Linked DNA regions of Mus musculus: region 1 is linked to region 2. Evidence: chromatin loops called from intact Hi-C (ENCODE). Cell type or tissue: gastrocnemius. All regions are shown on one strand. Each heading gives the region's core, and the rest is flanking DNA. Links, peaks and the distances in the headings are about the cores only. Region 1 overlaps Rora (RAR-related orphan receptor alpha). Region 2 holds the start of Rora (RAR-related orphan receptor alpha).

Region 1 (8,331 bases), core at 254-8,253, 100 kb before region 2:
TGTTGACCTTACAGGTCCGTTAGATAAGCCTGTGATAAGTCAGATTCTCCAGGATGCTCTAGTCTCTGTAATGTCCTCCCGGCCCGTGTTCCCACCAGTGAAACTCAGTCCCTCCAGGTGACAAGCTGCTGTAAAGTCAGGAACTTTCCACTTTGGGCTATGCCCATATCTTCTAAGTCTCAGCTTGTTCTACTAAACAAAATTCTTATCAGGCTTCAGCCTCCGGTGATTCCAGGCAGACGGCCACCTGCAGCCAGAGGAAAGGTTTCCCTTCATCTGCATACCCCATGCTTTCTTACAAAGCAGACTTGCTGGGCTACTCCCCTGGGCCAGCGCCCCCACCCCACCCCCGGGCACCTCTCATCCTATTATGCAGTCGCACGGCTGGGCCTCCATTCAGGTATCTGCTCCTTTTCCTGGAAGCTGTTCCCTATCAGGGCCCAGAGATAATGCAACATGGGGGGAGAAATACTATTTTTGTATTCAGGTGGGTACAGCGTGTAATAATTCATGCTGCTGGGTTTTGTTTCCTATATATTTGGACCCTGACTGCAGTCTCCCTCCAGGCAGGAACAAAATGGATATCCTGGGAGATATCAGAGGAGGCAGACCTGTGATTCATGCCAATTCCAGCACCTTCTCTGCCAGCCTCCACCTCAGAAAGGAGTGTGGTGTTAGCCTCATAGTCTTGACCTTTCCGGAGGAAACTCAGGCAGACCCAAGGTCCAAACGGTGAACCAGAGGCTGGCTCTGCAGCAGACACATTCCAGAGAAGAATATGCACATTGTTTCTGCTATGAGCAATTCTCTAAAAGCCAGGTCTTTGCCTGGATTCGACTATTTTTGTGTGTGTGTTGTTGTTGTTTTGTTTTATTTTTCTCATAACCTTTCTGTAATTCCTTTCCTCTTCACATCTGGACTGGGCACAATAGAACTCCCATTCTAACCCATCCTGTGCTGCCAAGGAGCCTTGAAATGAACTCTAAGCAGAGGTAAGCCCGGCTCTGGGCCTCAGTTTCCCCATATGATAAGAAGACCCACTTCCCTGGAGATTGGCTAGCCTTCCATCTGAATTCAAAGACTATAACAGAACTCTTTCTTTATGCCACGCCATTCCTCAAGCTGATTTTGTAGCCTTTAGGCTATGAACACCCTCAGTATCTCCCCTTCCCCCAGACAATCTGTCCTCATTTACCCCTGCGGGAGAAAGGAGGGGGAGGAGGTGGTTTTTCATGGAGGGAACCAAAAGGATTTTGTTCTACTTTTTCTTTTCTTCTCTCTCTTTCTTTCCTTCCTTCTTTCTTTCTTTCCTTCTTTCTTTCTTCCTTTCTTTCCTTTCTTTCTTTTTTTTTTTTTGCATTGTCAACTCTTCCTTTAACAGTAGAAGTGAAATCAAATTGGCTGTAAAACGTAAGACTGCCTCTTTTTAAAAATCCATTAGATGTTATATTTTACACCTATTAACATTAATGTTCCTATCAAAAGCCAGTCACCTCAGTGTCAAGAGATCTGCATCATATGAGGGGCGTATACCACAAACTCGAGCACTAGTCTCCGGTACACTGAGGTCAGCTCAGTGAGTTTCATATTTATCATCCTTGGTATTTCAGGCAATAAGATGGTGTTGGTCCACAGACCAGGACTGGTGTGGCCGTTCACCTCATGTGAGGTCAGGTTTCTTCTGGTCACAGGAGAATCACCACAGGGTTCCTACGAGTGGACACAGATGGATGATCTAATGTTGTTAAATGCCTGCTGATTTCAGCTCAAGCCAAACCCATCCAGTGACTGTGACTGTCAGCTCACACTGGACATCTTAGGATGAAATTTCATCCCAGAGGGGAGGTCTACCCTTCCAGTTTTTTTTTTTTAATTAGACATTTTCTTTATTTACATTTCAAATGTTATCCCCTTTCCTGGTTTCCTCTCTGAAAACCCCATCTCCTCCCCTCTCCCCCTGCTCACCAACCTATTCACTCCTGTTTCCTGGCCCTGGAATTCCCCTACCTAGGGCATAGAGCCTTCACAGGATCAAGGGCCTCTCCTCCCATTGATGACCGTCTAGGTCATCCTCTGTTGCATATGCAGCTGGAGCCATGAGCCCCACCATGTGTGCTCTTTGGTTGGTGGTTTAGTCCCTGGGAGCTCTGGGGGTTGTTCCTCCTATGGGGCTGCAAACCCCTTCAGCTCCTTGGGTCCTTTCTCTAGCTCTTTCATTGGAGACCTTGTGCTCAATCCAATGGTTAGCTATGAACATCTACTTCTGTATTTGACAGGCACTGGCAGAGACTCTCAGGAGACAGCTATATCAGGCTCTTGTCAGAAAGCTCTTGTTGGCATCCACAATAGTGTCTGGGTGTGGTGGTTGTATATGGGATGGATCCTCAGGTGGGGCAGTCTCTGGATGGTCCTTCCTTCAGTCTCTGCTCCACACTTTGTCTTTGTAACTCCTTCCATGGTTATTTTGTTCCCCCTTCTAAGAAGGACCGAAGTATCCACACTTTGTTCTTCTTTCTTCTTGAGTTTCATGTGGTTTGTGAATTGTATCTTGGGTGTTCCAATATCCACTTATCAATGAGTTCATACCATGTGTGTTCTTTTGCGATTGGGTTACTTCACTCAGCGTTCCCTTTTGAATCAGAGGGCTAAAGAGATGATGTCAGTGAATAAAGTGCTTGCCACAAAAGCATGCTGACATGGGCTAGCGCCCCCAGAGGCCATATAAGAAAGCTGAGTGCAGGAACACACACTGCCAGCCCAGGGCTCCTATAGCAAGATGGGATGAGGAGACAGGAGGATCGCGCAAGCTCCTAGCCTGCTTGCCTGCATGCAGTGCTTAAAAAGCTCCAAAGACTCACGGTTGTCCTCTGACGTCCATTTTCACGCAATGTCATGCATGCATTACACCATCAGTCACACAAATACAATTCCTGGCAGGAATTCTCAGCAAAGGCCCTAGAGGTAATTTTGCTAAGTTAGTTTTATTTTGTGAGTATGCCTTGCCTGCCTGTGAATGCACATACCATGTGGGTGCAATTTCTGTGGACTCCAAAGGAGGGCACTAGATCTCCAGGAACTGGAGTTATGAATCGTTGTGAGCTATCCTGTGGGATACTAGGAAGCAAACCCTGGTCCTCTGCAAAAGCAGCAAGTCCTCTGAATCTTGCAGCAATCTCTCCAGCCCCTAGCAGATGCTTTTTTAATTGAAGCACTCCTCAGTTCCACGAGCGCATCTTGAAAAAATGAGTACACGTAAACAGTAGGGAAATATCTACTTTTTAAGCCATAGGATAACACCAGTTGACACAAGGATTATCGCTGTGATCTCTTCAAAAACACCTATTGCATTAACTCATGGATGGGCAGCTGTGCACCAGTGCTGGGAAGACATCTGGTTACTTGTCTTTAGACAGCACTTCTGCTGAGGACCTAAGACTAAGACCTTGGCTAATAGAAGCACCCTTCAGTCAACAGCCATACCTGGAAGCCTCTTGTCTTCTCAAACGTCTGCCCCAGGTTTACATAAGTATCCACAACACGTAAACAGTACATATGCTCAGAGTACAGTGTGATGTTTTGGCGTGTGCATCCACTGTAAAGTGACTGGATACAGTTAATTGGCATACCCATAGCTTCACACACACATACCCTATTTTCTTAATTTTTTTTTTTTTTGGTGTTAAGTTGACTAAAATCTACTCTTGCAATGTTCATGTTCAAAGGACATCATTACCCATGACAGCCACCATGCTGTGCAGTGCTACGTAGAGTGCCTTCAGTCTAACAAACCCCGAGCCTTTCTCGTCTCACTCATTTCCTCTCTTATCTCTTATAATTTGTTCAGTGTTTTAATGCTGTCTTGTGTGTTTGTGTGCACCTGTATGTGAAAGACAGTGAGAGAAAGAGAAAGCAAGGTACAGAAAGAGAGAATGTGTGTGTGTGTGTGTGCATATGTGTGTGAGAAATGGGGAAAGAGGAAGACAAAGACAAAGAGAATGTGTGTGCATTTGTGTGTGTGTGTGTGTGTGTGTGTGAGAGAGAGAGAGAGAGAGAGAGAGAGAGAGAGAGAGAAAGAGAGAGAGAGAGAGAGAGAGTTGAGAGCCTGCATGCATGCATCCTTGCGTCAGTGCATGTGTGTGAGAGAGTGTGTGATAGGTTCCCATGTAACCCAAGCCAGTTCAAACACACTTTGGAGGCAAAAGTGACCTACTATCTCCTGCCAACTCCTGAGTGCTAGAATTACCTGCACCATTTTGCAGCCCTGGGGATCAAACCAGCCCCTCCTGCACACTTGTGAAGGCCCTCCCTCTTCACACCAAGCCCCTCCTGCACGCTTGTGAAGCCCCTCCCTCTTCACACCAAGCCCCTCCTGCACGCTTGTGAAGCCCCTCCCTCTTCACACCAAGCTCCTCCTGCATCCTAGTGAAGCCCCTCCCTCTTCAAACCAAGCCCCACTCCTTATGTCGTTGTTTTCAAATAACTAGTGACATGAGGACTGTGAAGCCTGATACTTGTAAAATCATCAATAACCCAGGCATTTATGTCCCTCGTGTGTCATGTCCTACTCTTGAAGTAGATCTGTTAAGTGCCATGAACTAGCCCATCAGATAAGTAAGCATGCCTATCCCATTGTACAGATGACAGAATTAAGACTTCAGGACCCAGGAACATTTCCTAGGACTCCATGACACACTGCCCAGGATCTGTCCTCAAACCTGTGCTGCTGGAGTGAGACACAGAGAAAACAAAACAAAACAAAACAAACCACTAACGACTTTGTGTGCTAAGTTAATAAACTAAAGCAAACGACATCACCGTGTGCGTTTTATTCTTCCAATATATTTTTGGTGGAAAACAAATTGCACTGGGAGAGGTACTGTATAATTTCATTTGGAGCATTGTCCTTCTGGTAGAAGCAAACTGAAATACACACACACACTAAAATCTGATAGCAATTAAAATCCAATTATAAATATATTACTATATTAGACACCTACCCAGGAACCATCCAGCAGGGGACCTCCTTGGAAAGGCAGTGTGTCACAGTCTTCAAACTGCTTCCATGTGTACTTCTGGCTGTGTGCCCCTTGACCTTGAGCCTGCATTACACAATGCCTGGAAGCCTATCTCCAAGAGGGAAAGGATTCGATTTATGTCACATGATGGAGTGACTTTAATAATGCTGTTATGAATTTATTTTTGAAGATGATGTGTGAGGAATATTAAAACGTCTTGGAGATTATTAAACAAATTAAACATATCACTGAAACTGGAGGTATTCAGGGGACGAGTTTCTGTGAGGTCAGGGAACATGGGGTTACAAGGAATGTCATTGTGCGGCCTTGACACCTTTTAGGTCTTTTGCACAAAAGATTTAAAATTCGACTGTCTTGAGATGTTTAGCAGATGCTTATCCAAGGAAACGGGCAGTTCCCTGTTGTGGGTTGGCGATGTAGGTCACAAATAGGTGGTCCACACCTTTAATCCTGGCACTCAGGAGGTAGGAGCAGGAGGGACAGAGGTCAAGGTCATCCTCGACCTTGGCTGCATAAGGACTTAAAGTTTAAAGGAGACCACCTCTATAAACAGACAGACAGTCAGAAGATAGACAGACAGGGAAACAGGCTGCTCCTCTGCTAAAAGCTCTTTCTTCCCTTGCATGCTCTGCAAACCAAATAAACAGCAGTCTTAAAGGGGCAGCAGGTCTGACGACCCAGGCCTTTTGTCTTGTTACCTCCTAGATGATATGCATGGCTGACATTTAAGTTGATTTCCTTTAATTTGACAGAACATTTCCATGACAGAGCTCAGGTTCCCAATGTTTTCCAATAGCTGTCCTTAAGCTCATTTGTCACCATGTCAGGGTCATCAGGACAAATCGTCACTGCAGCCCCATGCACCTGCCCAGCTCTCAAGAAAGCACGCAGGCCTTGGGCTGGATCTGGATAGTTTTAATTTATACAGATGTCTTAAGGGCCAGCCGTGGGACTCCCACCGTTTTGTTTTAAGTGTCTGGCATGGACTACGAGTCCACACCATGTGCACCTACTTCTTACAGCCATAGACAGGTGCTAATTAATCTACCTAATTATGAAGCCACTGGAAAGAGGCTTACCCGTAAGATTCTAAATCTGGAAGAAGAAGGAAAAAAAGAAAAAGAGGAAAGAGGAAAGGGAGGGAAATGATTTTGGTATCACACTCAAATACAATTTCAGCAGTCAGCTTATATATCTTCCCACTCAAGTTAGACAGATTCATGCTTTCCTCTAGATCAGAATTATGTTCCCCTGCACACGTGTGTGTGTGTGTGTATACTTCAGAGTTCTATTTGAAAAACACTCTGGAAAAATGCTTAAAAGACAGAATTATGTTCTGTTTATTTTTTAAGCTATGTGCATGCGCGCGCGCGCGCGCGCGCGCACACACACACACACACACACACAGCCAAACAGTATATAAACTTAAGATCAGTCCCTTGAAATGTGCAAGACCCCAAATGATGCTGTAATTCAAGCATGTTCTTGTTTGCAGTTAAGCACTTAAGGGGCCAGTCAGTGGAATTCCCTGGGCATCCATACAAATGAATATAATTACAGATACCATGAACACAGACCTAGTAGGCCGCTGATTATGGCTGATAACTCAGGGACACTGGGAGAGAGAATTCCTGGGGAGTGCCATCATTTGGGCCCCAGGAACTCTTTTGTCTTTTCAGCTTTGAGGAAGGGCTGAGAGACTTTCTTCAATACTGGATCACCAGGGATAGGTGTGAAACTTGTGTGTGTGTGTGTGTGTGTGTGTGTGTGTGTGTGTGTGTGTGTTGGAAGGAAAAGGACTGTCTAAGGATTTTCCCCAGGGAACACAGTGATCCCAGGGGCTGTGTTCTCTCCAGGCATAATCCAACACTGGAAATCCACCCGGAGTGAGAGAAAGAAGGTGGGGGGATGAAGGTAGTCAGGCGGAGGGATGGCTCACCCCGCTCCACACACAGCTTACAGGGCTCCACAGCAACACGGGTTGGGCCTTCTTCCCATCCCTTTCATGCATGCCCTTAGCCCTTTACACAATAATAACTCGCTGTCACAAATTAAAAGAGCTAAAAAGAATTTTAGATGAATAATTTAGGAATTCACACGTCTCCTTAACACTAAATGACTTTCCAGCTGGGCAGAAAATCAAAACCTGCATCTGGAGATTTTACAAGGCACGGGGAAAATGCTTTTACTCTTTATGTCACTCCTGTCTTAAAGATGCTTTCCCTCCTTCCAGATCCTGACCTCCTAGGTCAAGAAGGTCATGTCCTTTCAAGAAGTGCAGAAATTGGGTACCGCTGCTGATTTGAGGGAAAAGAAAGAAGGAGGCAAGGGGGTTCAGGGGAACAACAGAAAAGAAGAGAGGACTCGGGAGGCAGAGGCAGGCGGATTTCTGAGTTCGAGGCCAGCCTGGTCTACAGAGTGAGTTCCAGGACAGCCAGGGCTACACAGAGAAACCCTGTCTTGAAAAACCAAAAAAAAAAAAAAAAAAAAAAAAGTAGAAAAGAAGAGAGGGAGGAGAGAAAGCAAGCGGAAATGTTAAACTATAATGTATTCAAACGATGTGCTCAGCATCTCCAAGGCCTTTGGTTGCCTACCTGGGGTGAGGGTGGGGTGGGTGAATAAAATGGACAAGGAAATAAATGGATCCAAAGCTCTAGATTCTTCTCTAAAGTCTTCAGAGCTTCAGGAGACACTAAAGGATACACACACACACACACACACACACACACACACACACGTACGCACGCAAGCACGCGCGCACACACACACACACACACACACACACACACACACACACAGAGAGAGAGAGAGAGAGAGAGAGAGAGAGAGAGAGAGAGAGCTACTGTCTGAACCTCCTTGGCTCCCACCTTCAGTTTCTAATCTTCAGATCTTATCTGCAATTTAAGGACACTCAGACAGAGCAGAACAACTTAGGGACAGGCCACTGCTTCTCCTCATTCTCCGGTAGGAGAAACCTCAGGAGAGATGTCTGACCCAGAAGGTGATTCACAGTTAGCTAAGAAGGCTTCTCAGGCATTGTGTCTCCTCAGAGTTTCTGAGCAATCCCGTGTACACTGACACTGTACACGAGAGTTTCTGCTTATAAGCTCCAAGTTGTTCTCCCCACAAGGGAACTCCCTCGTCATATGTCCCTTCCCTCTTGGAAAGGGTAAAGGGAAGTCAATGGGGAATGGAAGAAAGAAGGAGTACCAATATCCTCAGAAGCCTTCTTGTCTCTTATCACTTAAAGAATCTCTGCACTGCCTGTTGATGCCACAGTTCACCACTCTAGGGA
Region 2 (8,331 bases), core at 296-8,295:
GCCAACACCATCCAACTCAGAGAGAATTTCCAAAAATCACACAAGTTCCCAAATGCAGAATGGGGATATTAGAGGGAATAATGTGAGACTTTATCCTGCATTGACCAGAGGACGGCCTATGGGTTTTCTTACTTGCAAATCAAGAGTTAACTTCAGACAGAGGGAAAAAATTCCAAAAGCACGTTTTCCAAAAGTGATTAAGCTGTCCCCACAAGTCCTAAGGATTGTCATCCTTAGGTGAAATTCTGACCGTTAATATCCTTGTGCCTCTCCATCCCACTTTAGGAGTCTGCCTTGTATCAAAGTGGCTGCTGACTACCCCCGCCCCTCCACACACACACACACACACACACACACACACACACACACACAACTGTGTGCTGAAGAGTCGAGACGAGTTGCCAGAACCCAGGTTCTACAAAGGCATCCACCATACTTCGGGGTTACAAACAGACTTTCTAAAGACCAGGGCTCCTCAGAGTGCCACTTTGAAAAGAGAGAATGGGTGTGCTTTAACTATTTTAGCCACTCGGAACTCAAATTCTAGATTAATAATTCATTTCTTTACAAGAAATTAGGAGGAAGCAACAGAAAGGTTACCCTAACTATCATGAAATGCATTTTCTAAAATTATTCCTTTGCATTTTAAAGAGTATAATTATAAATGCTTTTATGAGCAATTTCCCAGAAAATTCAAGTCCTTCAATTAAAAAAGAAAAAAAAAGTTTATCCCATTCCTCTGGCAAAGGAATTTTTCTCCCAACCAGAGAAACTAATCTGAACATTCATCTCTAGAAAAGTTGCCATATCTCTAGGTAGGAGAACCTTCCAGAACATCGATCAGCAGGGGCTGGCGAGAAGGGCAAGGGAAGCATTTCCAGAGTGTAGGAGTTAGACAGTTCCAGCATCTCTCTGGGTTGCAGAGCCATGCAGGCCCTGTTAATTGACTTTTAAGTCACTCTCAGCTGAGCTTCCAGGGGGCGGTCCCTCCATCCCACCCAGCTTCTCAGTGTTAATCCCATCCTTTGGTTTTGATTTTTTCTCTCTCTCTTAGGTTGGCCTGTCCTAAAAGCCTTGCACACCAGTACTGGGAACCCACTCACTATGTGGTGCAGGGTCCTGTGAGGGTAACTTTAGTGATGTGCAATATGCAAGCTTCTGGTGCGCATATAATATGGAGATTCTGGGAAAGGGTTCCTAACAACAGTTATGTCACAATGCTCACAGCTCCCTAAAGCCCCTGAAAGCCACGTAAAATTAAAGATTCACGGTGGGTTTTTTCCTTTCATTTTTACCCATCATGTTGGTTCTTGCCTGTCTTTTATTTTCTTCCGCCTCTTTCACAGTGCTGTAAAGACAGGGCAGAGTGAAACCAGCTGTCATTAATACTTTCTAGAAAATCGAAGGGTTTCATTAAGACTGCTACCATTCCCTTGGAGTTGTAAGGAGCACAGGAAGATAAGCTTCCAGATTATGAAAGCACACATCTGATTTGGAAAGCCCAGGCACTGAAGGCCTCTAATCCGTTTCATACTTAGATTCCTAGGACGTAGGAATGTAGCAATAGCCTCAAATCTACCCTGGTAATATCTCATGAGGTCACATCAATGTCATGAGAATTACACCCTCCATCCCTATAGACTCCAAGCATCTGCCGGCTGCAAACAAGCCCTCAAAGCCCCTTGGAAAACGCCTCCCCGAGTCAGGAAGCTTCCCAATTCACCCAGAACCTTCACTCACCTTCCAGGAGGTGGCACAGGCTAATTGTGAGGTGGTGGTGTTTGCTTTGCGCTTTGAGCCTGTGCTTTTATGTTTTAAGTATTTAAGAGGCATAATCACCTAGTGTGTAGGTTAATTTCTTTCTGATATTGTAATTTATGCAACATTAATATGGGATGCCAGCTCCAATTTTCTTATGCTTACACTCCAGGAGCCGAGTTGAATATTCTGCCAACTCCATTACATCATCTAAAAACCCAAACATTTCCCATTTGCACAGCACTCACAACTACCCAGCATACTTACATAGTCTCTCTTTTTCTCCCAGATGCTCTCTCTCTCTCTCTCTCTCTCACTCTCTCTCTCTCTCTCTCTCTCTCTCTCTCTCACACACACACACACACACCAAGATTGGCAACCCTGAGAAGTAGATACTACATCTGAGGTCAAGGTCTGCAACTGCAAGTAGTTCCTGGAAGATATTACTATTGCTGTGTTGGCTAAAGGATGCCTCCATGTCTGACCTTCCTTTTTTCCATTCAGACTGTTATGTAACCTAGTGCCTGCGTGCCGGATGTGAGTGGAGTGTCTGGGCCTTCCTTCCCCCCTTCCCATTAAATCTCCTTGGAGAAACAGACAACAGACAGGTTTCTTCAAAGAATGGGGGTGGGGGCTCTAGGGGGTAGAGGGATATGGGTCAGCAGGCCATCCTGGAAGGTGCACATTGCTTCTATTTTTGTTCCTTGGATCTTTGGGGAGGCCGGGGGGGGTACCAAATTCCCCGGCTTTATATAATTTGCGAGTTACAGATTTGTAGTTGGTTCTGCAGCCTGCCACCCCATCTATTGCAAGAACACACCTGGCAGAAATGACACCTGAAGATGTTAATAAAGCAGGGGAGGTGGGGAGGGGCTAGAGAAAGAAGAAAGGCACAAACTAGAAATCAGAGCCACTTACTAGACACTGTGCACCCCTTCTTTTAAAAAAAAAAAAAAAAGCCTCCAAACACATGAAGGGGATTTTCTCCAGCGTTTCTGATTAACCCTGTTACATAACCCGCTCGCATTCCAAATCTCGGGCTCTAAATAGACTCCTTGCAGCCAAAAGCTCTGCACAAACTCGCAGAACTGGTGGTCCGTTGCGGCCGCCCCCCACCCGAAGCCTTCACACACACCCCTTTCCTTTCGTCCCGGTCCTTGTCGCCCCCATTCCCCTGATTCAAACAGAGCCTCGACACACTCTTCGGAAATCGCCTTTAATTAAATGGTACCCCACCACCACCACCAGCAGCAGCATATGTCATCCGGATGGCTTTTACTGTACTTGAATTCCGTGAATGGGAAAGCTCCCGGACAGGGGGTGTGGCTAAGGTGGGGCGGGAGGGGAGAATACTGTAAAACAGCCAGCACATGATCAGCCATGTTCCTACCTCCAACTAACACATCCAAGAGGAAGGGAGGGGCTCTCGGTCCCCCCTTCGTCTCCCCACAGACCCCATAGCCGCCAAACCTGGCTGGAGAGATCCACTCTGTCCCAAGCCCCTGGGTGGCTCGCAGGAGCCTGCTTCCTCCGGAGTGACAGGCGTGATTTATACATTATTTACAACAGTAATTAAAGCTGCAGCTTCCTCCTGCTCTTTGCAAACTCCAGGAGCATTCAAATAAATAATCCCCCACCCCCGAAGGAGGGGGTGGGGATCCCACAGCAGCTTCTGACACCTTTAAGAAAGAAGTCAGCTCCCCCCACCCGCGCTCCCCCGGTTAGACCACTTTTGGAAAACGACCGGAGAGGAGCAAGCACCCTTGTCTCCCCAGGTCCTCTCTTTCACACACTCCAGACACCAACACAAAATGAACCAAAGGCCCAGGAAGGGCTGCCTCCTTAGCCCTGGCCAACCAGCACTCAACTCCGATCAACCCCAGGTTCCGGCAGAAACGCTGGGCATCGCGGCGAGCGGAGGATTCCCAGAGCAGAAATAAGTTTGGGTGCTTTTCTCGGCTTTCTCTCTCGGCTTGTTTGCCTCGCAGCCGCTCCCTCCAATCGCGCGTGGAGCGCCCCACTCCACCATTGCCCTCCCTCCGCGCGCTGCACACGCCCCCTGCCAGCCTCCTCTAGGACTGCGGGCTCCGAACCCACGGCTACAAAGTTGCGCTTCTTCCTTTTGCCCGGCGGGGAAAATCAACTCCACAACATCCCGCGCGCTGGGACCCGGATCTCTCTGCCTTGTCCTCCAAGCCTACCCCCAAGAGCTGCAGAAGAGAAGCTGCCCGCGTCGCCCCCCTTCCGCCCCCTGAGACTTCTAGGTCTCTCACTCCTCCCGAACCTCCAAGCTTTTCCGGGAGAGGGAGGATTCGAACACTTCTCGATTCCTACCGCGGGGTGGTGGGGATGGGTATGAGGGAAACTGTCAAAAGCAGAAAAGGTAACCGAGAAAGCGAGTAGCCACAAACAGACCCCCTCCCCCTTCTTAAAAGGACACTACCGCTTTAAAAGTTTCTTTACCCCCACTCCCCCATCTCGGTTTCTTTTTGGTGGGGGGAATCGTATTTAATTTGGATAGCTCTTCTTTGCAGAAAATAAAACATGCAATCAAGGGGGAGGTGGGGTTGGAGTCGTCTGGCTGTCAACGCTCGGGTCCGTCCCCCATTGCCCTCTCCCGCAAGCCCAGCACTGGCTTGCAAAAGTTTGCAACATTTGTGGGGGGCCGCGGGGGGAGGGGCGGGGGTGCCGGTCGCTCAGGGCACCACGATAGGCTCGCGCGCGCGTGCACCGGTCCCGGGGACCCCGCGTGTCGCCCGCTCCCCGAGCGCGCGCTCCCCCGGGGTGCCTGGTCCCCTCCGGGCTCGGCGCACCGCTCCCGCCGCCCCCCTGCCCGGAGCCTGGTCGCAGCGTCTCCTACCTCGGCTGGAGCTCGCATAGCTCTGCCTGCGCCCCGCGCCCGGTGCCTCGCTCTTGCGGCCCGTGTCCTGGGTCAGCGGGGTCTCCCTGGAGCCCGCGGCCGCCTCCGAGCCGCTGCTGCCCGGTTCGCTGGCGGCGGGGTCGGGGGCTGCCGGAGCTGACTCCATGTTTTTTTTCCCAATGTAGAGATCGGCGGAGATGGCGAGCTCCGAGACTCCCTCTATCTTCTGTTTTCAGAGCGACTCTATGGTACCAAAAAAAAAAAAAAAAAAAAAGGAAAAGGAGACGGGCGAGAGCAGGAGGGACCTAGCCAGGCGAGAGCGCGAGCGAGCGCGCGAGTGGCGGTGGACGCGTGTGCGGCCGAGAGGGGACGTGAGGCGGGTTTGGCCACAGGCAGCGCTAGCGAGAGCGTCTCCAGCCGGCCCCCGCACCCACACTCTCCACCCTCCAGACCCCAGACCGGGAGCTACACAAGGCTGCCAAATTTGGGAGGTGGAGAAGAGGGAGGGAGGAGAAAGATGGGGTGCCTCCTGCGCCCCGATCCTCCCTCTCCTCTTTAACCCAGCTACAGAAAGGATCGGTCGGCGACGTGTGGCTCTGTCTACTTTTGAGATTCCCTCGGGGGCAGTAACTCGGTGTCTCCTATCCGCAGCCAGCTTGGGAGGAGGAGACAAATCCGGTTATCCGCGTTGGGGCACTCGCTGGTAACTGCAGCTCTCTGCAAGCTCGGTCCGAGGCTGGGGAAAACTAAAAGGGAATTAGAAGCTGACTGACAACCCTCTGGAAGGAGGAAGGTGGGAGGACCAGACGACAAACTTGGCGCTTTTTACTTTGGGATGGGACAGTCTGGGGTTTCCAGTCTTAGATATGACTGAGTCTAAAATAAATTTTGTGATTGTAGGATGCATATGTCTAGCCAGTAACTAGTGTTATGGGAAGAGGTCTCTTTCAAGCTCTTTTGCCGTGTTTTTTTTTTTTTTTTTTTTTCCTCCATGAAGGATCCAGAAACTGTTTGGCAGGCCACTATTTTGTGAAGAAAACTTTGGTCAGTTTGGTGAAGGACTTCTGAACCCATGAAAGGGGCCTAGCTGCATCTGAACTCCAGTGTGTCTGCTAGTTTCCTATTCCCACTGGTATTTTTGCTATTAAATGCACAGGCTCATCTACAGCAGACAGACATCCTGGAGAGGTATTAATAACGTCTGGATAATAAAAAAAATCCAGATAATTAACGAGTCTTATCTTTATAAGGCATGATTCTGAGCTTAACTCCCTTTGGAGCACACCCATCTACTAGCTGATACTTAAGGAAAGCTGAGAATTAAGTGCTTACCTCTACCCCAAACTCCAGTAGGAAATATCAGCACTAATAGGCTGGGTGGTGAATATCCTTATGTGAGAGCTGGCTTCTCTGTCTCAATAATGAAGCCACCATTTCCTTTTATTTCTGAAGATGCTAATGAAATCAGTTCATTTTTACACCCCCACCTTCCTTCCAGAAAACCTGAAAAATTTAACAACACAAATATTATTATCTACCAGAAGGTGGCAAAAATAAGTGTGTTTCAGGGGTGTGCGGTGGGGGGAGAATGGGGAGACATTGTACTTTGCTAATTTTCTGGTTTGGAAAATGCTTTTTTTAAAAAAAAAAAAAAGGATAAATCTAGTTAAATAGTTTAAGAAGGCTCCTCCCACACCCCCTGCCAGTTGCTGTTGATTGGTTATGTGGATTGGATTCAAGCACACAGTGATCTTTGCCATGGCCTGTGTATTCACCTGCCTAGCTGTGGCCCATTCTTCCAGATGATCTGGATGGGATGTGAAGGCTTCTAACACCTAAATCTGAGCTCTGCAATGATCCCTGGCCATAGACTATCCGCTGGTGCCTGTACACAGTGCTATAATGGTCTCCTCTATCTCAAATCAGATGGGTGGATTCCCCAGACTCATTTTCTGAGTAGCATCTACTCTCAGGACTTTCTATTGGTTAGCCTGTTGCTGATGTTCTTGCACCATCACATTTGACTTCTCTAAGTCTAAACAAACACTTCAAAGCACACAGCTTAATAGACAACTTCCTCTGGGACAGAAGTCTCAAAATACATCTGCTGGTTGTCTTAGAATATTGTTTTATTTTTTTTATTTTTATTTTAAGTTGTTACTTGAAACAGAGTTACATCACTCTCCTGTTTATTTTTTTACTCCAGCTCCTCCTAGTAACTCCCCCTCCCATTCCCACTCCTACCCCCCCCAAAAAAAGCTCTTGGTCTTTGATTACATTTGTTGCATATATATGCACGTGTGTAAACACAAATAAATATAAATCAAACCTGCTACGTCCGTTTTGAATTGGTGGTGTGTATATGGCTTCAAAGCTGACCACTCTGCATTGAACAACTAATTAAAGATGCTCATCCTGAGAAAGGCTGATTCTACCCCCCCATGTTCATAGTTACCTATAGTTCAAGTCTAGAAACAGGATCTCTTCAACGTTAATATCAATATCAATATTGATATCACTCTGGTTTTATTTATGTTGATTCAATGAGAGACTGTATCACAGCAGAGTCCCTACTCTTCTGGCTCTTCCAATATTTCTGAACTTTCTTCTACCATGTTCCCTGAGCCGTAGAGAGTGGAGCTGTGATGTAGATGTATCCGTTGGGGCCTTGCCTCCCCCATGATCTCTGCCTTGTATCCAGTTGTGGTTTTCTAGGTAGGGCTCCAATTGCTATAAAGAGAAGCTTCTTTGAGGAAGCTGATAGTAGCCACAGCTATCGGTGTTCATAAGGATAAACTGTAGAATGTAGTAATTACACTGTTGTAGCAAAGTGGTGGAGATAGATTCTTGTTGTTCAATAGCTTCCTTGATGGTTCTCCTTCAACCAATTGGATTAGGTCAGTCTAGAAACATCTTCCAGAAAAGAAAGTAAGGCCCTTCAAGCCTTAGTCGAGATAGAGGCAGATCTCTGTGAATTTGAGGCAATCTGGTCTACAAAGTGAGTTCCAGACTAGTGGGGATTACAGAGTGAAACCTTGTTTCAAAACAAAATGAAACACTGAGATAAAGTCTGCTCCCTTTGGAGAAAGATCCCAGAGAAGGGTGGGGGGCAAATTTCTCCTAACTTAACACAGTTGCTGTGTCTGAGTTTAAAACAATCAGAAACTCAAATGTGGTCCCCTAGGGGAAAAATAAAAGTGAGCTAGACACCTTCTTGCCTGTCAATCATTGCTAGTTACTAGAGTGTAAATCACCTGGGTTGGGGAAGCATTTGAAACTGGAAGAACACAGTGAGCAGGTCTATATTCTTTCCCTTCCTGGGGTCCTTTTCTGATTACTAATTAAGACTCTCCAGTTTTCCAGATATTTGGATAGACAGGAACCTCTTTTAGACCCTGCTCATGGAACAAAGGGCAACAATGTTTGCTTTTAAGTGATTTTTTCCCCTTACACTCAGTTCTCTGATAGGCTCTGGCTCAGAAAAGCTGCTCTCTATAGAGGAGATGAGTCTAAATCCATGTTTTGCTTTCCAGTTTCTTCTTCCTCCCCCTGTCCCCATACGGAGTCCAGGACCTCCTCACCAATCCCAGGTCCCCCTCCCTATGGCAATACTACTTAATTCTCTGCTAGGGTAATTACAGAGAACCTCCAAGTTCATTTGGAGTCTTGTCACATTCCAGTCCCTAACTGTCCTCATCCCAGTGCATCTGCTG

What was found. Hi-C counts contacts between places; a loop is a spot of excess contacts. Peaks named below come from ENCODE experiments on the same cell type or tissue, not always from the same donor. Only the 100,000 strongest peaks of a DNase experiment are listed, where the experiment ranks them.
Region 1: it touches region 2 in a loop (8-fold over the local background); 2 of 42 quality-filtered maps call a loop at or near these places.

Annotation. Positions count from the first base shown.
Region 1 is chr9:68,753,931-68,762,261 of GRCm38, reverse strand. The region is part of intron 1 of Rora (RAR-related orphan receptor alpha); the gene reads right to left. Among named protein-coding and RNA genes, the nearest start is that of 9530091C08Rik, 7.2 kb to the left of the region's middle. In gastrocnemius, for the core only: CTCF peaks have their summits at 2,737 and 5,010; DNase peaks (open chromatin) are centred at 331, 1,197, 1,723 and 5,057; H3K27ac peaks cover 2,286 bases.
Region 2 is chr9:68,650,260-68,658,590 of GRCm38, reverse strand. It overlaps Rora (RAR-related orphan receptor alpha), which reads right to left and starts at 4,805. Exons shown (of 11, transcript NM_013646.2): 1 at 4,619-4,805. The coding sequence starts at 4,784. Gm31325 (a long non-coding RNA gene) reads left to right here and starts at 4,800. Exons shown (of 2, transcript XR_379584.1): 1 at 4,800-4,866; 2 at 5,183-5,524. In gastrocnemius, for the core only: CTCF peaks have their summits at 3,816 and 4,922; DNase peaks (open chromatin) are centred at 3,862, 4,010, 4,772, 4,957 and 2 more places; H3K4me3 peaks cover 3,629 bases; H3K27ac peaks cover 4,050 bases.